3 separate regions of the Homo sapiens genome follow, and all the other regions are linked to region 2. The links are chromatin loops, found by intact Hi-C in ENCODE. Cell type or tissue: mammary epithelial cell. All regions are shown on one strand. Region 1 overlaps SHROOM3 (shroom family member 3). Region 2 overlaps CCNI (cyclin I). Region 3 holds the start of SOWAHB (sosondowah ankyrin repeat domain family member B).

Region 1 (8,000 bases), 260 kb before region 2:
TCATGCACTGCGGTTATTGCATCATTTCCTAGTGCTTCATGTCATTATCACTGGTGGGGAAACAAAGCTAAATTTTATTAACAAAGACAACTCTCAGACCTATATAATAGGAGGAGGACGTCCAGAATCCAACAAAATTCAAACGGAGCCCATGCTGTTCTCCTGAACAAGATTTGGGCTAAATACGGCCTGTTTATTGAGGCTGTTTTAATGATGCTTTAAAAAAAAAAAATGTTTTCTAAAATGTCAAACCTGTTGACCACACTTTGATTAAAAACTGCCTCCTTAACCTCTGAAGACTGATTTTGCTTTATCATGTTTCAATAATAACATTTCAGAGGTTACTCTGTAGCCCCAGTTGTAAGCTTATAAAAACAAACTGGAAGGCTGAGGAGGTTATGGGCTGGCAGCCAGGCTATGTTTACAGCTGCTGGAGATGGCAGTAGCCTTATACTTTGAGCAGGTAGTACATCCCAGGCTGTGCTAGAGGTAGATTTGTTTTTTCACGTTTGATCTGTGGCTGGTGGCCACCTTTGTTGATTTGGGCTTACGAGTTTCATAGTAGCCAGTCTTAGAAAATTGGGGGAGTAAAATTTTGAAGTAAAAAAAAAAAAAAAATGACAAGGGAACCAAATGCTCCTTCTCCCCTTAGTACATTTTCATTACTTAATGAAGTTTTATCTCCTATGTAAGAATATCAAAATTGTAGTTTGGGTCTCCAGTAGAGATGTCTTTTGATTAACTTATAAACAACTGGCCACCCAGAAGTTTCCTTTGCATAGTCAACCAAAGCTATGGCTTTGTTCTTTGGAGCTTATATACTGCATGACTCCATTGATACAAATAAGACAGCACCTTGGTTTCCCAGGGATGTTTTCATTCAGAGGTCCTGTCTCCCAGGAAAGCAGTAGAACCAGTGACAGCATTCAACAGCCACACTGCATGGTCATCAGTCTTAGGCCAACATGGGAGCCTGAAATTAACTCCATCAGTAACTACCTGTGTGTCTTGCTGATACTGAATGAGCCCTCACAAGCCAAGCCAGGTGGAAGACAGCCAGCAAACGTCTACAGTTATTCTTAGTGAAATTCCTCAGAGGAATCCAGGGGGCTCCCAGTTCCCAACACTCTTCGAGATGACCATTTTTCGGGATTTGACTGGGGAACATTTTACATATTCAGTCTTTCTCAAAAATTTTTATTTATTTTCTTGAGAAAGGGTCTTACTATGTTGCCCAGGCTGGAGTGCAGAGTGGTGCGATAACAGCTCATTGCAGTCTGAACCTCTGAGGCTCAAGCCATCCTCCCATCTCAGCCTCCCAAGTAGCTGGGACCACAGGTGTGCACCACTATGCTTGGCTAATTTTTTGATTTTTTATAGAGACGGGGGTCTCGCTATGTTGCCCAGGCTGGTTTCAAACTCCTGGGCTCAAGGGATCCTTCCGCTTTGGTCCCAGAAGTGCTGGGATTACAGGCATGAGCCACTTCACCCAGCCACTTTTCTAATTTATAGACATAAAAGTAATTGACTCCCACAGCACAGTAACAGGCAATGCTGCTTGGCATGCCACAAACATCTGAAAGCTTGTGACACTCCTAGGATTGTGTCCATTCTTTCATTATGTGGAAACTTTGTTCTGTTATGTGAAATGGGTAAGGCACCAAGTGAGACTTTGAAATCTAATTTTTAGGTGGATGTGATATTTATTGTAATAGGACTTGACCTCTGTACTTTAAAGAAATCACTAACCAAATTTTCAAAGTTTCCTTTTAAATGCGTTTAGCTAGAAATCTATGTATTTATCCCTTTCCTATTTTGCATTCTTCTCCCACTATTTTTAAAAACTCATTTACAGTAGAAACCATTCTTCTTTCTCCCAACAGTATCCTTTGCCAAGACCATGAGAACAGTAAGGAGCATGTTGTTGGTCAGGGTTTCAGAATACGCGTGATGTCACTGAGAATGTTTGCTCACAGTCAATAATTGTCTTTGTGGATGTGATAATTTTGGAGATACACTTCTGGTCAGAACTCAGGTGAGATAATCTTGCAATACTCCAAATGCAGATACTCCAGCCACCCGCAAGGTTCCAGGAAAGGACAATGTCCTGCGAGAAAATCAGGAGGCCTCCACTTCCTGGGCCACTTGAGAAGTTCCTGGGCATGTCACTACATGTTGGTTGACTCAGCCATTTCTCATGCTGTTTTGTTTCTTGCGGTGGCCACTTAACCCCAAAGAATGAAGGGAGGATCCACAGTGAAAGTGCCTGAGTTTCTCTATGAGACCAGATGCTGTCGAAACCAAACATCTTTTCCTTTGCTCTATGGGAACATTTTAGGGTTTGTTTTGCACAGCTGGTTTCCAGACTAGAAGATTAACAAGTTTGGGTCCACCCCTAAGAATCAGTGGCTGTCTTTTAAGGTGAGGAGTGTGGGCTTAACTGAGGTCCTTTGAGGGAGCTATAAAGGAGAAACAACCTGGGACATCCCAGTTTTCCTATTCCTCCACTGTTAATATCTCATCTAAAATAATTCATGAGTTTAAATGGTAAATATATGCTTTAAGCTCTACCTTTAAACTTGTATGTTATTCAGGCATCTCTTATTAAGATACTGGGTCTCTGGATACCCAAGGAAATGTTGGCTTTTTATTCTTATGTGGTTCCAAATTTACTTCTCTTCAGTTTAATTGTCCATGGTAGTGCTGGCTTCATTGTTAGGTTGGAGTTATTATTTTCCTTTTAGAACAACATGAATTTTATTCACCTTACTATTAGAAAAAGGAATAACTACAGCCAGAAATAACTTCATTTCCTACAAGGTATAAAAAGTGGTCAAGTGAATGTGAAGGGGCTTTTCTACACAGGAATATATTATCGGGAACAAAGTATTTCCTGCTGCCTTAACTCTTTGGGATGCATAGGATAAAATGATAAAGACCATTTTAATATCAGAAAGGGTTGTCTTATTAATTTTTAAATAAAACTTCACATTTCTTAATGGGGAGCTCATTCAGAAACTAAATAATGGTTTCTCAAAGTGTGGTCAGGATACGATCTGCATCAGAATCCTTGGAATGCTTGTTAAAAATACCAATTGCTATGACAAAACCAAGTCTGCTGGAAACTGCATTTCAGCAGGTTTCCCATGTTATTCTGATGTATTTTAACATTTGAGAGCCACTACCAATCATCTGTACAGTTCCTACTGTTATGATCACAATAAGACTAACATGAATTTAATAATCTGAATAATTTTTAAAATTTAAATAAACAGAAATTGAAGTTAAATTTAAAAATAAAAATAACCTCAGAAGTTGAAAGTCCTGTCATATTTATTCTATTAGCTATATAAGTTTATACTGTCTCCACTACTTTTATATAATCCCCAAGGTTGTGATACAGATTTTGTTCCCTGTTTACTCTTTTTTAGATCTGTTTTAAACAAGTTATGCACTTATTCAGATTTAATTGCACTAATTATTTTTCCTCAAAAGGAATCAGTTTTATCACACATTGCCAGTAATTTTAAGTTCTGCCCTGACTGAAATTAATCAACTGGCCTTTTCAGTGGGAACTTTACTGATTTAGTGGGAATCAGATTCCTGTTGCTTCATCACAAATGTTATCCTACATATGAGTTAGAACCTCTCCTTGGTGTGGATTTGACAATTTAGCTAATGAAACAAGACTGTGTTCATTTTCTTTGAGAAATGAAAGCAGCTGTCACCCAATTTTGAAACTCTAAAATCAAAATTAGGCAAGAAGAAAGTTGTGAATGAAAAAACTGGCTCATTGATTCCTACTTCATTCTATAAATTATTCTCTAGGTGGAAAGGCAGCTGTATTTCTTGCTTAAACACTGGTATTGCTATTGCTTTACAGTAGGTTGAACAGGGGAAATATTTATATAAAGAGTTATTAAATTCTGATAAACGAGTGACTATAGGACATAAGGAAATTCTCTCTGGTACCCTAGAGCTAAGGAAGAGTACTCAAGGAAAGACAAACTGGGAAAGAGTCCCAAGCCTGAGGTTCAGACCTCCTTGGAGAACTGAACTCGACCCACATAGCAGGGAAGTTAGCTGGTTTGCCCAGGCTGGAACTGGTCTGCAGTCCCTGAGCGCATAGGAAGCAACCCTCCAGAGTGCAGGCTGGGTCAGTCCACCAGCAACCAACAGCCTGGCTGTGCACAGAGTGGGGGCCTGCAGCAGGCGTGGCTGCCCAGTGGGAACCCTCCAGGTCACAGGTGATCCTCACAGGATCTTCAGAGAGTGAGGAGCCAGTGTTGGCAGAAGGCCTTCCGGGCACTGATGCAGCAGGAATCTTTCAGGGCTCAAGTTTGTAATCCACAGGCCCAGGAGAAGGTTATGGCCAGAATGAGGCTTCAAGGTCCCAAGGCACCACCAATTGTAGGCAGTGGTTGGAAGAGAACTCCATCAGATGTCCTCACACCCATACCACTGACCCATAAGGCAGCAGCCACAAAGGGCCCCAACAGCACCCCCTATGGAGAGAGCTTAACATCGTGCTGACTGTAAAAGATGCTTAAAAGGACCCTGCCCATTACACAGACACTTGATTGAAGGGTTATTCCAGAGCTGAGCCAATAAATTGATAGCCGTCACAGACACATTGTTCTACATATATACCCTGGCATTATCTTCTGATACCACATGTAATTTTATAGTTGCTGATTCTGTAAGAACCATTTCTCAGATAATAAAACAGTGCCTATAAAATGGCCAACATATCTCTTGAAGGAGGTGTCAAAAGGAAAGCAGTTTCTCATTTATGTTTTCTTTAAACATGCTCCATACACCTATATTACTCAAAGTATCTAAATCAATAGATTTAGATTCAGGCCGATTTAAGAGCATGTCTAAGGTTTGTTTCTGTTGAGGTCTCTCTCTGCCTAGCTCTGCCTCTGTATACCTCTGTATGTGTCTACGTCTCTCTTGGTGTGTCTCCACATATGTTTTTCTCTATCTCAACATCTGCAACTGTCATACTTTCCTGTTCATTTATTCCCAAAATGATTCATATTTATACATTAAGTTCAGTGGTGCAATCATAGCTCACCACAGCCTCGAACTCCCAGGCTCAGGCGATCCTCCTGCTTCAGCCTCCCAAGTAGCTGGGACCACAGGCATGAGCCACCACACCTGGCTAATTTTTTAAAATATTTTTGGCAGAGATGGGGTCTCCCTATGTTGCCCAGGCTGGTCTCAAACTCCTGGGCTGAAGCAATCCTCCTGCCTCAGCCTCCCAAAGTGCTGGGATTACAGGCATGAGCCACCATGCCCAGGTGTTTTGTTTGTTTGTTTTAATTTGAAAGAAAAATTAAGAATCTCACCTCATTTTAAATTTTAATAAATATAAAGAAGATGTTGCAATATTGTTTAAATATATGTAAGAGTGAATGAGAACTATTCCTCATCTCTAATTAGAACAGAATATAGGAATTGGCTTTATTTTGTAGTAATAAAAATTGATTTGATAAAAAGGAACAATTCAAAGGCAGCTCATGGATACGGAAATGAGAATTTTAAAAGCCCATCTTCCCTCAAAGATTAAAAGAAAAAAAAGAAATAGAATACCTAACCTTGTATGCAATGGTTTAGAGCAGATTTATTAAAAGGCAGGGAGGTAGTCGGATGTCTCCTTCCAGTGAAAGTAGATAGGCAGAAAAGGAACTTAAGCTTAGGATAAAAAGAACAAACAACATCTTCCAAGTTGCCTCAAAAGGTCAACCTCAGTTTGATAATGTATCACTCAATGTGTTTTTTGTTTTTTTGTTTTGGTTTTGTTTTGGTTTTTTGAGACAGAGTGAGCCCGTAATCCCAGCCCTTTGGGAGGCTGAGGTGGGTGCATTATTTGAGGTCAGGAGATCGAGACCAGCCTGGCCAACATGCTGAAACCCCGTCTCTACTGAAAAAAAAAAAAAATTAGCCAGGTGTGGTGGTGCATGCCTGTGGTCCTAGCTACTCTGGAGGCCAAGGCAGGAGAACTGCTTGAACCCAGCAGGCGGAGGGTGCAGTAAGATGAGATCGCACCACTGCACTCCAGCCTGGGCAACAGAGTGAGACTCTGTCTCAAACAAACAAACAAACAAACAAACAAAACAAATTGTAAGTCCTTCTTGCAAATGTTGGTTAAAAGCTAACTAAGGAGTAATGTGCTTAGGAAGAAGAAACTAAGAAAATCAATTTACGGTGTGGTTAAGTAATGTGCCTCTACAGGTAGATGAGAGAGACGCATGTGTAGGAAGGGAGGTACAGCAGGAAAACTGTGTGTTCATCATGACTCTGGATGATTAAATATGTGCATTCACACAGGTAATTGAGAAGATATATGGTATGTCTGCTAACAAAAGTAGAACTACAGCTCTTCAGATCATATTGATCAGAAATCAGTAGAAAGTACCAAATAAAGACTTCTATCTACAGGAGATTCGTGGCATTGAGCAAGATGGCCAACTGGAAGCCCCTGGTGCTCGTCTCTCTCACAATGACAACCAGAACAATGAATAAACAACTACATTTTAACAAAAATAAGTGAGGGACGGTGCATCAGAGAAGTAACAGAAACCCCAGTGAGCAGAGAAATTCAGGATGGCCAAAGAGAATGGAAGGAAATCCTGGGCCTCTATTGCCCTGTCCCCAAACTGGGACTAGCTGGGAACCAGGAAGAACTTCTTCTTATGGTGAGGAGGTAAGAGGATTCCATAAATCCCCATCAGCACCTTGGATATCTACAAACCTCACCACTGGAGTCCCCTGCAGTCCTCACAGTTACTCAACCCAGCTGGGGGAGCTGCCTGGAGTCCACATAGCGTGCTCCTCCCAGAGAAGGAGCCAACACCATGCTGTGCCCCACGGCCCATGTGGCTGCTGCGCTATACCATCTTGGAACTAAAACTACAGCTGGAGTGTGTCTTGCTCCAGGGGTGCATAGCCACGGCTCCCTTTCATCCCTGAGGCTAAGCTGCCACTAAACCACCCCATCCCAGTGGCCTGACATCCCCAAGCTGAGCTGCAAGTAGCTGTTACAGCCTTCCCCAGGGCCAAGCAGAGGTGGAGTCACTCCACCTACCCCTACCCCTGCCCTTTCAGGCCGGAGCTGAAGTGGCACCCTGCCTCCCAGCAACAGTACCTAAGCCGTTCAGAGCAGCCACTCTTCCCCTATGCCTAAGTTGAAGCAGCACTCTGCATCCCAAGAAATGATGCCTTGGCTGCCACGCAGAGCAGCCATGCACCCTAGGACTTACGCTGATGCAGGGCCCTGCAACTGAGGGAAATGGTCCCTGAGCCACCCAGAACAGTCATGCCTCCCAGTCCTGAAGCAGCACAGCCCCTGGGGAATCGGTGCCTTGGCCAAGCTGAGCAGCTGTGATTCCAGGGCTGAGCTGATGTAGTACCCCATATCCCAGGGAAATAGAGCAGTGGTTGAGGTGAGACACCCTGCCCTACAGGCCAAACAACTCCAGTACCCTGTGCTTCCTTGGGGCTGGACTAGCTCCCTCAAGTACAAACTGCTGAGATGCCCCTCTTCTTGGGAAGTGAAGATATCACTTGCTGTTCCCTGCTCCCCCAAGGCCCAAATGAGAGATGTGCTCCACCATTCTGGGACACTTGCTGCCACCGCACCTGGCCTCTCACTCTGGGACACTGCCGGGTCCCACCATCCCATGGTCTAGAGGAGGGGTATCCAATCATTTGGTTTCCCTGGGCCACAGTGGAAGAAAAATAGTCTTGGGCCACACGTAAAATGCACTAACACTAACGAAAGGTGACAATAGCTGACAAGCTTAAAAAAAAAACTCAATGTTTTAAGAAAGTTTATGAATTTGTGTTGGGCCACATACAAAGTCATCTGAACCACATGTGGCCACACACCATAAGTTAGATAAGCTTAGTTTAGAGTCACTACTACACGGTCACCTTATGGGACCTGAGTTGCCACTGAGCCCTATTGGCTCAAGTTCCCAGATTGCAGGGAT
Region 2 (8,000 bases):
TGGCTGACCAAGTAAGGGATGTGAAACCATCTTGGGTATAATTACTAGCAATAAAAATTACTGGCTTATCTCAAACAAGATTGTGGAAAAGCAAAGCAGGGAGAAGTGAGCCATCTAAACCTGTTTCCATTGGTAATAGGCTTTTTGTTCTTCATCAATCTTAAACAAATATTAGTTCTTTTCAGATACAGACTCTGCCTTAATACGAGCATAGTCTAGATGGTCTCCTTGAGATTAGCCCAGCACACGTGTAAAGGAGAGATCCAACTTTCTCAATGGTTATGCACTGAGCTGGACAGATAGAAACAGGTCCTCACCCCCAATAATTGACCGAACTTCTTTTCCCGTCAACAGTGCTTATCAAGTTCCTTCTTATTTGGTTATCTATCTATCTATCTATCTATTTATTTATTTATTTATTTATTTATTTATTTATTTTTGGCCTGCTATTGGCCCAGATTATGGGTAAACAGGTCTGGTATCAAACAAATACGTGGCTAAGTGCGATGGCTCACACCTGCAATCCCAGCATTTGGGAGGCTGAGGCCGGTGGATTGTTTGATGTCAGGAGTTTGAAAACAGCCTGACCAACATGGTAAAACCCTGTGTCTACTAAAAATACAAAAATTAGCTAGGCATGGTGGCGCGTGCCTATAATTCCAGCTACTCAGGAGACTGAGGCAGGAGAATCGCTTGAACACAGGATGCGGAGGTTGCAGTGAGGCAAGGCCGCCCCAGTGCACTCCAGCCTGGGCGACAAAGCACATCTCCGTCTCAGAAATAATAATAAAATAAAAAACACAAAAGACTATTAAAGTTTTTTTAAGCCACCTTTAAAACCTTTTGTTTCACAACTGACTTATCTTCCCACCTGGAGACTGACAGTGATGGCAGTGTGGCTCACTTCAGAGTTCCTAGTGCTTGAATTTTTAAGACCATGGTATCTAGTTTTTGCGAAGGATGCCATCTGTCTTTCAGGTCAATCTCCAGCAAGCAACTGGCATACCCAGGGCTGGTGAAGGGATTGCTTGTATTAATTTTTTTTTTCTTTATTGGACTCTCACTCTGTTGCTTAGGCTGAAGTACAGTGGCATAATCACAGCTCACTGCAGCCTTGACTTCCTTGGTTCAAGCAATCCTCCCACCTCAGCCTCCTGAGTAGGTAGGACTATAGACATCAGCAACTATGCCTGGCTAATTTTTTTATTTTTTGTAGGGATGGGGTCTCATGTTGCCCAAGCTGGTCTCAAACTCCCGGCCGCAAGCATTCCTCCCACCTCAGCTGCCCACAATACTGAGATTACAGGCATGAGCTACTGTGCCCAGGTTGCATGTGCTAATTTGAGAAGACTAATTGGGAGCCTAGGTGTCTACTCATCTCCCTTTCCTACCTTGCTATTCCTGATTAACAGCTATATATAAATGAGACCTATTGGTTGTCAGTGGAACATCACGTGAGGTACAAAAGATTTCACATCTGCCTCAAATCAGTTACTTGTAGGGATGTGAGATGAATAGCCTTTCAGTCCATTGTGGAAAGTTTCTTCCAAAGTTATGGCACCTAGACCGGGGAGGCAAAGGCTATTATAACAAGATTTTTTTGGTCCCTGTCTCACAAAAGAACAAATAAATGTGTGTGTTTGAGGGTGGGGAACGGGGAGCAGAATAACATTCCATAAAGAGCTGGGCTTAGACAGGTGCATTGGCTCAACATCTGTAATCCCAGCACTTTGGGAGGCAGAAGTGGAAGGATCACTTGAGGCCTGGAGTTTGAAACCAGCTTAGGAAACATAGTGAGACCGTATCTTTAAAAAAATTTTTAAAGTTAGCCAGGCATGGTGGTGTGTGCCTGTAGTCCTAGCTACTCAGGAGGCTGAGGTGGGAGGATTGCTTGAGCCCAGGAGTTCAAGGCTGCAGTGAGCTAGGATCGTGCCACTGCACTCTACCCTGGGCAACAGACCTAGACCCTGTCTCTTATATAAACAAAAGAGCTGGGCTTAACTGTGAACAATGTGTTTAGAACTCTGGAGAGTTGCAGTTCTAGCTTTCCTTGTCTTTTTTTCTTATTCACTCATCCATCTTCCCCCAACCCCTCCTTCCCTCTTTCCAAATACTTTATTGTGTATACTGCACCAGGCCTACATTAGGTACTGGGGATTTAGCCATGCACTATGAATTGAACTTGTATAACTCATATAAGCACAGCAACGTTAAGAGTGAAAGAAAGAAAAGGCAAGCCTTTTCTATGCTAAGTCGTTTGCTGAAGATAGATCATATCCTGAAAAGCAAAAAGGATTCTGCTCCCCACCAGTCACTTTGTCGTGGCTGCTTGCCTAAAGTTGGCCTTCATTCTGGAGTGTCCTATTGCCTAACAAAATAAGCTATTTCCAAGAAATGGGAGACCAGTTCACTAGGCCTAGGGCTATTCAAACTGCTTTTTTACAACCTTACTGTTGTGTAACACAATAAGGTCAACAATTCTGGCATTTGATCTGGTATGAAGGCTATACTTCTAGAGTTAAGAGAAAGGCATTTCATCCTTCTCATTTCATCCTTAACTCCAGAGGCTCTTAGGAACTAAAAAAGTGAGTTCTTCTCAAATTTCTCTGATAAGACATTCTTGGTTATCTTATTACGCCTTTTAAAGTAAAACTGGCACAAGGGAGAGTTATGTCTGACATTGGTCTTACATACGAGTACATCATAAAAGCCACTAAATATGGTGAGGGAAAACTTGCTATTTCTTGATGCAAGCTGTGCTAAGTAAGCGTGCTCTTCAATTTTTCTCTCCTAATGATTGGCCAAATCCAATTCAAACTGAAAGCAGCAAGGTTTTGGGACTTGGCTATATTCAAGCCTTCCCAATTGTATTTCTAGGCTACTTTACAGAACCACACAACTCACTAATTGGGATTTGTAAGACTGGTTCTGGTTTTTCTTGGTCTGAAACGTGGTATCCAGTCACCATCTGCCCCTTAACCCTGGCTGATCTTGCCAAAGTTCCCTGTCTCTCACACACACAGGCCTCCTGTACCTTAAGTAATATGAACTTCTAACTAAGCCAACACAGTTGGCTCAGCAACCAGATGAGTGTTCAACTGCTCACTAACATACAGTAAACTCAACTCAATTTCTCCCAGAAATTGAAAAAGATGCTGTATTTTTCTAAAAGCACCATCTAGTGGCCAAAACTCATAGCATTATTTGATAACAGGTATAGGAGACATTCTCCTCAACATAAAGACTGAAAGAATTTTCGAGGCTTTAGAAGTAACATTTACATGTTAGACAAAACTTCATGATGTCAAATAGAAAGGGTAAACGTTTGAGATGAGTTAGAAGTTGAACCCTGTTAAACTGGGGATGCATTCTGCCAGGTTGGTTGTGAGAACCTGTGACATAGTATCTTCGCTTTCCAGTTGAAAATGTGCAAACTACTTTAGATAAAGATAAGCTCCTCATCATGTTGGCTGTACATCAGTAGCTTAACCACATTTTCTTCTCAAGTGAAAAGCCACCATGCTGCTTTGGGCACTAATGCTCAAGCATAACTTGCTTCAGGAAATCTAGGAGTAAATTTAATAGCTTGAAAATTCAGGTTTGTAAAGAGCACAGAGGACACACACAAGTGGCTGACTCTAATAACACAGGAGAAAATACATAGTATTTCTTGGGGGCACAAACACCAGTGTCTTAATTCTCTCAAGAACATAGGTTCAGATTCTCTTCAACTTGGCTGAGTGAAGAGCTACATTCTACCTTCCTTCACAGCCAAAGGTAGCATCAGGAACATTTATGACAAACTGGTCATATTTGACCTTTTACTGACATTTGGGAGCATTCTGCGTTCCCAGCTTTCCCTTCTCCCTCCAAACTAATACATCGTCTATCTGTAGAGAAAACTTATAGTTCTCTATATAACTAACTTTATATTCATCTCGTAGAGAATGAAGAAGTAAAATATTTAGCTTCCAGTCTGATCTTCAAGGGCTAGAACATGTTTAGGTTTTTTTTTTTTTTTTTTTTTTTTTGGTTGAATGGAGGATTAGAGAATAACTACTATCCCCATCAAGTATATTCCCTTGCCTTTCCAGAGGCTTCACGGAGCGACAGGTTTTTTAACCACCAGGAGGCACAAGACAATTATGATGCAGAGTGCTCAAGTTTCTGGATCTTGAGTTTGTGATGTGATGCCAAAGTTTAACACAAGTAACTTGGGACAGGCTGAGAATAGTTTCAGGTAAAAGGAACTAATTGAACAGCAGGAACTTTTTTTTTTTTTTTTTTTTTTTGATAGTCTTCCTCTGTTGCCCAGGCTGGAGTGCAATGGCACGATCTCGGCTCACCGCCTCCTGGGTTCAAGCGATTCTCCTGCCTCAACATCCCGAGTAGCTGGGATTACACACCTGGTTAATTTTTGTATTTTTTAGTAGAGATGGGGTTTCAGCATGTTGGTCAGGCTGGTCTTGAACTCCTGACCTCGTGATCCGCCTGCCTCAGCCTCCCAAAGTGCTGGGATTACATGCGTGAGCCACCGCACCCGACCGGAACATTCTTAATGAAAAGTTCTACACTGTTCAAGAATACTAGGCTCTTTCTGTCACAAGCCACAGTTCTCTAAGGGCCCACAGTAAGTTGTGAGGAAGTGGGCTCAGTCCTCTGAAATGGTGGCCAAGGTTTAACAGTGCTTTTGAGGGCCAGGTCTCCAAAACTATCACTGAACTGAACGATGGGTTAAATAAGCTCTGAGGCATGAGGGCTAGCAGCCCACTATCCCACTTGATTCGGTGTCCCATGAGAAGAATGCTGTGTTCCAAACTAACTTACCAGCAATTTGTAAATGTTGAAAACCTTAAGACTGAAAAGTGAAAATCCTATTGTCCTCTAACATTCTGCTCAATTTGCAGCTACTGGACTACAAATGAAATACTGACTCTAAACTCAGTTTTATCCCTAGCTGTCTACATAACACAACTATGTCCTCATCTGTTAAATAGGAGGAAGTTTCATAGTATCTGTATCATTTTACAGATACTATGAACATATGCAGTTGTAAACTTCTTAGAGCTCCTACAATTCAGATGAATTAAACAGATGAAGATCAGGATGAGAAATTTTTAAAATGTCTATCTGTGAAGCCAATCCTTTGCTATCTTCCCTCCCACTCCCTTTACTGACATGTGAGTAAATGCTTCCCATTTAATTGGATTTTAAGGTCATAAAACAGGTAAGTCAACCCTACCACAAGAATTTTTTACAAATCAGATGATGACCTGAAAATACTCTTGTTCTGCTAAATCTGAACATTACAAAATGGCTAAAAATGACATTTTAAAGATAGGGGTCTGAGCCTACTCTCACAAGCAGTCACATTAAGATGTAAATTTACTATTTGGAGGATTCACAGTGCACCAGTGAAAAAATATCACGAAAGAAAAATTCTTATGTCTAAAACCTATATCCCTCGATCACATTCAGATCCTCTTCATGTTTTATTTTCAGTAAGTGTATTCTTGGTCTTTCTATTGTTTTCTCTAGTTGAAATAGCAGTGCCTAGCCAATCAGGAACCTGTACCTCTTCACAACCAGAAAAAAGTCACAAAAACAAAAGTTAAGGACAACTTTTTATTGCTACCAGAGGCTTTTATCATCAGTACACAGTTCTGACTGCAATACCTTTTTCAGACTGCAAAGGGAGCTCAGGATCCAGAAGTCATTAAAAGAAACATAAGGCTGGGGAGGCAGGGGGAGTAAGTTCTATTAGAAAATCCTAATAGCTTAACAAAACTAGGGTACTAAATTCAGTTATAACATGTTACAGACTTAAATCATAGAGCTGCCCCAACATCTAGACAGTCTCTCCTACTGATTATAAATGAGTGAAAACTATCAGTTAGAAAAATCTAATTTAAGTTGTTAATACATGTTTCTTTGGTGAGCACCTGGATATATTTATCACAAATTCTTTTATACAAATGTCGAAAATGCTTTCAACAAACCTAAGTGTCCTAATTACATGCCACTTTTAAGCATCACTTTAAGGTAAACAAAAATGAAAACCATAATTTTAAATTAAAATTTGAAATGAGACACAAAATCAACCTGGTAATATGAGAACTTTTTCTTTTGCCATCTCTGATTAATATGGGACAATTCCAAAGTACCCTTTTCAGACTAATTGGAACTTGAGTCATGGCTGTCACACTGAAATAATTTGTTCATTCAACTGCAGTGAAAATCAATATAGATCAACATGCATAAAGTTCAGTAACTATTAAATGGAGAAGCAAGCAAAAGCAACAGGAAAATTAAATCAGGATGCTGAGGGGGAACAGGATTGCTGGCCATGAATTTTAATTGAATTTTTGACGGGGCAAGCTACGTTACATTATGGCAGAAAAAAAGTGCAACTGACATACTACAAAGAGATTTTTTAAGTTTAAAAAAAGTTTGGATCTTTTGGATTTCTTTTTTTTTTTTTTGGTCTTTATGTGCTTAAATAACGCTGAATTATAATTAGCCACACAAATAATGAGAGTTTTATTTTTTTTTTCTGGCTCACTCCAAATCAGCCTGTTAAGGTATATTTCCTTCTACAGCCTTTCCTGATTTTGCATGTTCTCATTCCCAAAGTAGTCTACCTTAGTTTACACTCAAAGGTAGCACTTGTTGAAACTACATGACAGAAACAGGCTGCAAAGGTGGACAAGGGGAAGCATGTCCCTCTTGTCTTGATAAATCAGTGCCACACACAGAACCCACATTTTCTGAGACATTATCTTCATTATAGAGCCGTTTGATTCCATCATAGAAGTCATCCACTTCCATTTCCTCTACTTTGCGTTTAGTAGAGGTCTGCTTGCACCCACTGGCAGCTGGGAGATGATGGTAAAAGGCTGCTGTACCTCTGACTGGCACTTCTGGCTTGCTGTTGTCCTTGGAGAAGTCTGGGCCTGGGACAGAGGAGGGATGTAATCTGAACACTCCTTTGTCACAGGTCACCAGGGTGTGCTTGAGGGGACGGTAGACATAAACGGAATTCAGAGGCAGGGAAGACTGCAGAGTAGAAAGGTGATGTGCCACAAGCTCCCGACAATGGATCAACTGGGAGCTATCCATCTGGGCCAGGAAAAAAAAAAAGCCACACACAGTTGATCATTAATTAACATAGGCTGCTCTGTTATCTCTGGTGGCCATTTTTCCTCCCTGTGCTTTCCGTCCCCGCTGAGTCTTTTCTCTCCCCACATCTACCTCCAACTCATTTATTTATCCAGCTACCCATCCATCAACATCATCTTAGAAATTAGGTCCAAATCTGTATTTCTAATATAATTATCTTTGGAACTTGAGTTTTGTATTTGCAATGTATGCTGAACATTTACATGAGAACAGAAACTACTTTTTTGTATCCAACGTCTGTTTTTTTTTTTTTTTTTTTTTTTTTTCAGTCTATTCCCCCTGTCTGGAAGGCCCTTCATCCTACTCTCTTGGCCTCTTCTAATTTTTTTCAGTGGAGTCCAAAGTACTCATAAACACATTCATTAAAAATGTAAGAAGCCAAAGGGCAAAAAAAAAATTTTTTTTAATCAGGGATGAGGAGGGAAGCTAAGAATTTTAAAATAGTAAATGAAAAATTTAGAAATATGTATTTTGTAGAAAATAGTAGACTTAGCACTAAGATGAAATGTTTTTGGTAAAGTTTTTAATTTGGGAGTTTTGCTGATTCCTTCTTACCCTTCAGGACAATTCACAGATATCAATCCTTTCTGGAGTTACCCCTGACTCCCTCAACACCCCAAAACTCTAAATGCCACGGTCATCTGTTTCTATATCAACCTTTTAACATATTTATGGCCAGGCGTGGTGGCTCATGCCTGTAATCCTAGCACTTTGGGAGGCCAAGGCAGGTGGATCGCTTGAAGCCAGAAGTTCAGACCAGCCTGGCCAACATGGCGAAACCCCTTCTCTACTAAAAATACAAAACATTAGCAGGACATGGT
Region 3 (8,000 bases), 150 kb before region 2:
CAGTGGCTCACACCTGTAATCCCAACACTTTGGGAATATTGAAACATACAACTTATCACTTTAGGTCAGGAGTTCGAGACCAGCCTGGCCAACATGGTGAAACCCCGTCTCTACTAAAAATACAAAAATTAGCCAGTAGTGGTGGTGGTTGCCTATAATCCCAGCTACACGGGAGGCTGAGGCAGAAGAATTGCTTGAACCTGGGAGGCGAAGGTTGCAGTGAGCCAGGATCACACCACTGCATTCTAGTCTGGGCAACTTCCAGCCTCAACTTTTTTTGAGACTCTGTCTCAAAAAAAAAAAAAGGGTATAAAGCAATCAGTAATATTGTCAGATTTTAAATTTCAAGACAGGAGGGGTCATCTCCCACTCATCTTTATAAATCCCACAGCACTACACAAAACACATCTGTTGAATAAATTGATGTAGTAATAACAATATGACAAAGTAAAAGCATTCATTGGATTTTTTTAGAAAGTTGACATTTTTTCCATGAAATATCACTAGCTTACTAGTAGTTTACAATTTTTACTAGTTTACCAGAGTATTTGCATAGATGTCTATTGTATTCTTTTAATTTTTTATCTCTTCAAACTATGTCCCATCTGTGGTTGCCATTTTTCTTGCTTTGATTTGACAAAGTTTCATCTCTTATATAGGTCTTTTGGGAAAAAAGCTCTTAGATTTATTTATTATGCTTATTTTTCTAGTAGAAGAGATGTATTTATTTCAGCAAAATTATAAAGTAAAAAATCAAAGAAACAATAATATTTGGCACTCGCTGAGACATAATTTTGTAAAGAAGAAAACAGTAATCAGCATAAGTATAATAAATTATAAAGATCTATTGATCTTTTAATGGGGGCAAATAACCAGAAGAAACACAAAAAGACTTAAAATACAGCATCATTGTCACATCTCATGAAAACATTCCCATAAAAAATTAACAATTTCCACTTGAACATGTATTTCAGCCCTCTTTGAACTTATTCTGAAATCTTGATGCTCTACTGACGTTTATAGACTAGCCATTTTCTCACTCCATGAACTCACAAGTTATCGGTCTCTTCAAAAGCAATTAAAAAGGAGCACTTCATGTTAGATATAGAGTACTTAAAGGCTAATATTTAATCTTAATTGGCAACAAGTTTAGTGCAAATACAATTATATTTAGCGGCTTAGATAGTCCTGGTAAGGATGCATTCTCTTAACCCTTACTGTTTCCCCAGAGTGAAATCATTTCTCTCTTTTTATGAGTACAAACGTTGGCCATTCAAACCTCTGAAAACTAGTAACGATAATTCTGTTTGTTACACAGGGAGTTTCCATGAAAGATGGTTTCAGTCACTATGTAAATGAGCCACATGGTTTTTACATTTGGAAAGTTCCCTTCGGGTTGATACAAAAAAGCAGGGCCTGAATGACAGTCATTCCTCTTAGGAATGGAGTCCAAGTCATAACTGGATCTTACCCAGCTGCTTCTCTGATCAGTGAGAAGACCCAAAGGAGGCATTAATCATTTTACCCATTAACCACCATGCATGGAATTCAAAAGAAGACTTGAGAACAGGGCTGAGGAATCTCTTAAATCGAACTGTGCTCTCCAGTAATAATTTTATTTCACTGATTTAAATGCCAAAAAAAGAAAAATAAAGCCATCTGATTTCAAACCTGGTGCTTCCCACTGTCAGCCAAGATTTATTCTTCAAATGAACAGAAGCCAGAGAGCTACTAGCCAGAGAGGATTTTAATTGTGCTTCATCAATTCCTCGAATTGCTTCTCTTTTTGTTAGACATCTGTTCCCTCTCTAGCCAAGGCCTGGGACTCCTGCTTCAGGAAACAATATGGCTTACTGTGCCCAGCTCCATGGTGGCAAGGGAAGAGGAAGAATGCCTCCTAGATATCAAGCACCTGGCCCCGCCTCTTGTCTAGGTTTCTCCAGTCAAGGAGTTCAGCTTTCAAAAAGCTTGGATGACCCTCTTGAGGTCCAGGATGTAGTGACATAAGATCCAGGGAGGTCAACACCATCTCACTCGACCATCCTCTTTACCAACTCTCAGCAGCTTTTCTATTCCCCCTGAATTCTCTCACTGAGCAGGATGAGGGAGTGCTGCCTGCATGTTGGACAGAGAGACCCACCTCAGTCACTATACTCTTCTCTTTCCCTTGGACTGTGGAATTTCTCATACTGGTTGGCCAGTTTCCACTTGTTGTGCTGACTTTTGAGTAGTGCAGCGAAGGAAGTTTTTCGGGTGACACTTCTAGATATTTCCTTGCTCTTGGCCTTTCTGGTAGGGGAAGAACTTCCAACTAAGGGATAGACAGGGAAAATGGGCTTGCCCCGAGGAGCTCCCAACAGCTGCCATATTTCCCCAGAGGTATTACTGGTTAGATACTGCCATGGCTTCTTCCCACTGCTGTCCCTGACATTTACCCGAGAAGCCAACCTTTGCACTAGCAATTTGATGACCCCCTGGTGGCCGTGAATGGCTGCAAGGTGCAGCGGGGTATATCCACAACTGGACCTCACGTTTACATCAAGGACAATCCCTGCCTTCTTTGCTCCAGACACCAAGTCCTGAAGGGCCCTGAGGTCACCATGTTTGGCTATCCAGTGCAACGCAGTGTACCCAGTCAAAAAGTCTTTGTGCAAGGCCAGTTGAGGGTCCTCCCAGAACAAAGTCCACACCTGAATCCAGGAGCCACTGGCAAGCTTCACAATCCACTCATGCTCCCTGGCATCTAGTGGAACCAGGGATGATTTGTGCTCAGAAGTTCTGTGGGGGGCCAAGGCTGCAGACCCCTCCCCACTGGGGACCCACAGGCTGTGTCGCCAACCCCGCTCGGCCACAACAGCCTTAACCTCTGCAAGTTTTAGTGATAAACCTGCATCAACCCTTGGGCTGGGTGCCGTTCCTGCCTTGGAGGGCTTCCTGGATCGAGGTGGGCGCCGACTTCTTTTCAGCAAGCCCTCATCGAGGTACTCCTCATCAGAGGAGGACAATTTGGCTCTCCCTGCCAGAGAGCTCCTCCTGAGGGACCTCCTTAACTTAGGAACTGGCCAAGGCAAAGGCTTCAGGGGGTGGCCTGCAAGGCCATTAGCCCCTGCAGGGACCTGCTGAGAGATGTGACCATCCCCTCTGTTTCTGAGACCCTGAGGGCTCCGGCTGGGGCTGCCCTCCTTCCGAGATACAGAAAGGCCCCCAGCTGGATTCCTGAGCTTCCCCCTATCTGGGGTTCCCAAGACAACCTGCAGCCCCTCTTCAGAAGCCCCCGGGGAGTCTTTGGGCCCACTGCTGCTCTCCTCACTGCCATCACTCTCCTGGTCCACAAAGTCATCCAGATCTTGGAGGGACAGCTGACAACGAATGCTGCGAAAGACAGTCAATGAAGGGTTCCCCGCCCAGGATTCCCAGGACTCATCCGGAACAACAGGAAAGAGAGAGTGCGAGGAAAGACAGGGGTCTGGCGGCTCTGAATTAGGCTCCGTGGAGCCGGGTTCCAAGGGCAGCTGGAGGAAGTTGTCTGGCAGCACCGACCAGGCGCGGATAGGGCCCTGATCACGGGCCTCGGGCACCTGCGGGTGCCTGGCCACCCACTCTCGAGTGCGCTGCTGCTGCTGCTGCAGGGTCGAATAATGCAGGGAGCTGGGGGTCAGCAGCTCCGGCCGGTCTCCGCGGGGAGCGGGGCCGGGCAGGAGAGCAGGCGGGGAAGCCCTGCTTGTCGCAGCCTCGACGGTGGCGGGAGGCGAGTGAGCCACTGCAGGCACAGGCGCCGGCTCAGCTAGCGCGCCTTCTTCCCGCTCCCTGGAAGCCCCGCGGTCATCCTGGGCAGGCAGAGCCCGTGCCGGCTTCTCCTCCGCGGTGGCCGAGTGCGGGAGTGCGCCGAGCTCTCCCGGCAGTACAGCCAGGTTGTTCTGGAGGCATTCCCAGCAGCAGCGGCCCTGCGTCTTCGCCGCCGCGCAGCTCGCTCTCGCCTGGGCCCCTGCCGCTGCAGCTGCGGGCACCGGCGGCCTCTGTCCGGGACTGCCCTTCGATCCGCCGCCCTTCCCGGGCGCCCTACGGGAGTCGCTGCCCGGGAGTCCATTGCAAGCTGCGTCGGCGGCTCTGGCTGCTGCACCTGCTGGCTCCTCCTCCGGCTCCTTCTCGCGCCGCCGCCGCCTGGGCTGCTGCTGGGGCGGCTCCCCCCGGCGCGCGCCTCGCGGGGAGCAGGGCGCAGCTCCCCCTGCACTGGGGGCGGCCGCGGGCGGCTCGCGGGGTCGCTGCAGCCCCTCCTCCCCCAAAAGGTCCCTGTATCTCCTCTTGAGCACCACGTACTTGGTGCCGTCGGGGTCCTGGCGCACTGCGGCGACCGAGTTGACGAAGCCCTTGAAGAGCTCGCGGCGGTGCTGGTGCTGGCTGGGGGACGCGTCGGGGTCTCGGAGAAAGCTCTTGAAGTGGCTCAGCAAGGCAGCGTTGGTCACGCGGCCCCCAGCCTGGCACAGAAAGTCCAGTAGTGCCTCCTGGCTCAGCTCTCGGGCCATCGCTGCCTTGTCCTCCGCCCCAGAGGTGTCTGAGTCTCGCCCTCCCGGGGCTCTCCCCAGCCAGAGGAAACCCTGGCCGGGCGAGTGTCACCTGCGCCCGGGGCGGCACTAGCCGCCCCCATCAGCCGCGGAGGCCAGCGCTGCCCGCAGCCCGTGAGCGCGCCAGGAGGGCCGTGGGTCCCCTCCGGGTGGCCCCAAGGCTGAGTCCCCGCGGCAGTCTGCGTGAGAGAGGGCGGCTCCGAGGCCGCCCCTGCGCGACTCTAGCCTCTCGCAACGAGTCCTCACAGCGAAAGTTCCCGGGATAGGGCCGAGTCGGTTTCACCTGCGCCCTGGCGGCACCTCCTCCCTGCCTCTGGGGGAAGGGTCAGGCCCGCCTCCTCGTGTCCCTCCGCCCCCTGAGGTCTCCCCCACCCCCTGCCACCCATCCCAGAAGAGTCAGGCCGGAGAGCCAGCCGGTAGGTGAGGTTGGCGGCGAACCGAGCCGGCAGCGAACTGCTCTGCGGCCGGGGAAGTGGAAGGCAGGTAGGCGACCGGCCGTTCCTCTAAGTCTCCGCCACGCAGGAAACAAAAGCGATAGAAGGTCCGTTCCTGTCCTCCGGTGCTTTGATGAGTTCAGGCTGAAGCCGATGGGGGAGGAGGAGAAGCTGCAAGTTAACAGGCAATCTGAGTTATCTTTCTTTATTAACGCTGTAGAGGAGTACTTCAGATTTCTCGAGGCTGTATTGAGGTCCGCAAAACTCACTTTGCATCCAAACTAAATTTTTCTTAATATAGAAATACTTTCTGGGCCGCTTCTCCGGCGCCCCCTCCAAGGGGTCCGAATACATCCAAGTCTATACTGAAAAGAGAAATCACTCTGAAAATTACTACTGGGCAATATTGGTTTGGGACTTTTTCTTTCATACTTGTCTTTCCTTCATACTTGTCTCACATTAAGGTGCTGGAAAAAAAAAATCACTTTGATAGCTTCTTGCCCCCGGCGGCTAAAATGAACTAGGAATTATGTCTCGCCAGTTAAGGTATTTGATGTGTAGCATTAGTTTGCTTTTATTTACTCTAAAATTTGTGAACAGCAGAGATTTGTACAGTGTTTTGTATTGGCTTGGTGAAGTGCTTCCTTTCAGAATGTAAGGTTCAAAATGCAGACTAGAGCTGTCTTTAACAGCACCTTTTCCCCCTAACAGCTGGGATCCCTCTTCCTTTTTCTCTCTCCACATGTTGACCCTTCTGTCTTTGATGTGAGATCCTGGATGTCCCTCACTGTTCCTTATCAGTCCTGTTGACATGCCTGAGATAGTTTTCACTGTCATTATCTCTTTACCTGTTTTAGTTCCAAGCCTTCTCTCATTCTTTTCTTTAACTTGGCCTTCCCATTTCTTTCTGTTACACGACATCCTTGTTTACCTTCGGCCTCTACTGACAGGAAATATGTCTGTTTCTCAGATCCTCTCATGTCCACTGTATTTCCCATTCAAAAACCTCGATTTTCTCCTTCCCTGTAATTTGCCTCTCTTTTCTCATGGACTCTTCTCATCTTTTCACTTTTCCTTTTGCTCTTCTATTTCTGATTACTCATAGTTCCTATACTTCTCGCCAAGAAAGAGTATTGAAAGTATGTGTGTTGGCCCTACAATTGTTGACAAAGACATGTTTTAGCATGGACCAATCTTAGTGACTGCCCTATAGACCACATTAACTGAGCTTGATTTTAAATCCCCAAAAATACCCTAGCACTTTTCCAGGAATGAATCTTTGGTTTTACATTATCTAGGTCAGAAAAAAAGAACTGGAAACATTTTTGTCTATTTTTGGCATTTTCTAGGATCCAAACCCAATACTGGGTTGAGAGAGGGATAGTGGTTTTCACTGATGTCTCTACATAACATCAAGCCTTTAGGATAGTTTTTAAAATTAAGGTTTTGTATTAAATTTCAGCTTTCTTTTGAGTTTATTTGCTGGTATAGAGTCTTGTTGGGACTGAGTAAGGTGAGTCCATACCTAAGGCAGGAGGAACACCAAATGAAAGACTCAAGTGGGCATTTTAGAATGGCAAGTGGAAAGAATCCCTCTTTGCTACTTTTTAAAACATCTGGTTACAAAATAAGGGGCTAACTGCAAAAGAGAGCCATAATATGGACTGAGGTTTCGACTCAAAGGAAATAAAAAGACTAGAGTGAAAGAAAGTGGAGGGCCAGGTGAGGGGAGATTATAAAGCATCTGTTTGTTGAAATCAGATCATTTTTAGTTGAGGGTGGAATTAATAGGATTGGAGCCAAAAAGAAGAAAAAAAAATCTGATTGCTTTAGATTTCTGGATTCCCAGGTACTTTGGTGTCCAGACCTTCTCCTCTCTCTCTCTCTTGTCCCAGGATAAAGAGGTGGTTAATTGGAAAGCTCTTTACATTATCTCAGGGAGAATTTTCCTGCCTCCCACATATACAGTTCATTATTTCCAAAAATATTTATGAAGCTCCTACATTACCCTGACACTGTTGGAAATGGGTATAAAGAAGAAAGTGTACTTGAGAATTCACTATTTCTCTCTATTTAGTAAGGAGCAACAAGAGAAATGGCATGAACCTGAGTGCTAAGTGATTTAACAGAGACATGCACCACATACTGGTGAAGTTGAGGGGAGGTGCATAAAGGAAGAACTCAGGCTCAGCTTGGGGGATCAGGACAATTTTCCAGTAAGAGCTAACTTTGGGGCTGGGCGCGGTGGCTCACAGCTGTAATCCCAGCAGTTTGGGAGGCTGAGGCGGGCGGATCACGAGGTCAGGAGATCGAGACCATTCTGGCTAACATGGTGAAACCCCATCTCTACTAAAAATACAAAAAAATTAGCCGGGCGTGGTGGCGGGCGCCTGTAGTCCCAGCTACTCGGGAGGCTGAGGCAGGAGAATGGCGTGAACCCGGGAGGCGGAGCTTGCAGTGAGCCGAGATCGCGCCACTGTACTCCAGCCTGGGCGACAGAGCGAGACTCCGTCTCAAAAAAAAAAAAAACAAAAAAAAAAAAAACAAAAAAAAAAAACAAACAAAGAAAGAAAAGAAAAGAGCTAACTTTGAGTAAAAAGGTGAGAATAGGCTTTAAGGCAGAAAAAACATTGGTGCGAAGGCAAAGAGCTGGCTTAGCATCGCTATTTGGGGAATGAACTGCCAATAGATCTGCTTGGCCTGTTTGGCTTTAAGGAAGACGATGTGTGTGGATGTGCTGGAAAGGGAAAAAGTAGATGGGAATCAGAAGATGAAGGGCTTTGGGGGCAGGGGCGGCTTGGAAGAATTTTCCCAAGGGTAGCAACCTGACCAGATTTGTACTTTAGAAAGATCTCCTGGAAGTAAGTGTTGGTTTGGAATCATGACCAATATTAATAAGTAAAAAGAGTACATTGTAGAACAATGTTGTATGTAACCAAACCTAAGAACCATTGATTGTATGACACATTGTGATTTTAGAGATGTTAAAATATGGAAAAAAGTT

What was found. A loop is a pair of places that touch in the nucleus more often than their neighbours do. Peaks named below come from ENCODE experiments on the same cell type or tissue, not always from the same donor. Only the 100,000 strongest peaks of a DNase experiment are listed, where the experiment ranks them.
Region 1: it touches region 2 in a loop (4-fold over the local background); 4 of 110 quality-filtered maps call a loop at or near these places.
Region 3: it touches region 2 in a loop (3-fold over the local background); 9 of 110 quality-filtered maps call a loop at or near these places.

Annotation. Positions count from the first base shown.
Region 1 is chr4:76,779,933-76,787,932 of GRCh38, forward strand. SHROOM3 (shroom family member 3) reads left to right here. Exons shown (of 11, transcript NM_020859.4): 11 at 1-3,321. All of the region lies in intron 1 of SHROOM3-AS1 (SHROOM3 antisense RNA 1), which reads right to left. Among named protein-coding and RNA genes, the nearest start is that of SHROOM3-AS1, 19 kb to the right of the region's middle. RefSeq lists enhancers at 1,571-2,770, 1,810-2,769, 1,901-2,270, 2,004-2,298, 6,664-7,165 and 1 more and silencers at 4,366-4,435, 4,446-4,495, 4,546-4,615. In mammary epithelial cell, a CTCF peak has its summit at 4,497; DNase peaks (open chromatin) are centred at 2,249 and 3,089; H3K4me3 peaks cover 511 bases; H3K27ac peaks cover 4,143 bases.
Region 2 is chr4:77,041,544-77,049,543 of GRCh38, forward strand. It overlaps CCNI (cyclin I), which reads right to left. Exons shown (of 7, transcript NM_006835.3): 7 at 5,612-7,119. The coding sequence ends at 6,676. Among named protein-coding and RNA genes, the nearest start is that of CCNI, 30 kb to the right of the region's middle. In mammary epithelial cell, CTCF peaks have their summits at 3,180 (motif pointing left), 4,113 (motif pointing right) and 5,680; no DNase peak of the experiment used is centred here.
Region 3 is chr4:76,893,327-76,901,326 of GRCh38, forward strand. It overlaps SOWAHB (sosondowah ankyrin repeat domain family member B), which reads right to left and starts at 4,818. Exons shown (of 1, transcript NM_001029870.3): 1 at 826-4,818. The coding sequence starts at 4,523. The coding sequence ends at 2,142. RefSeq lists silencers at 4,169-4,278, 4,539-4,838, 4,909-4,978. In mammary epithelial cell, no CTCF peak of the experiment used is centred here; a DNase peak (open chromatin) is centred at 4,925; H3K4me3 peaks cover 2,525 bases; H3K27ac peaks cover 158 bases; H3K27me3 peaks cover 437 bases.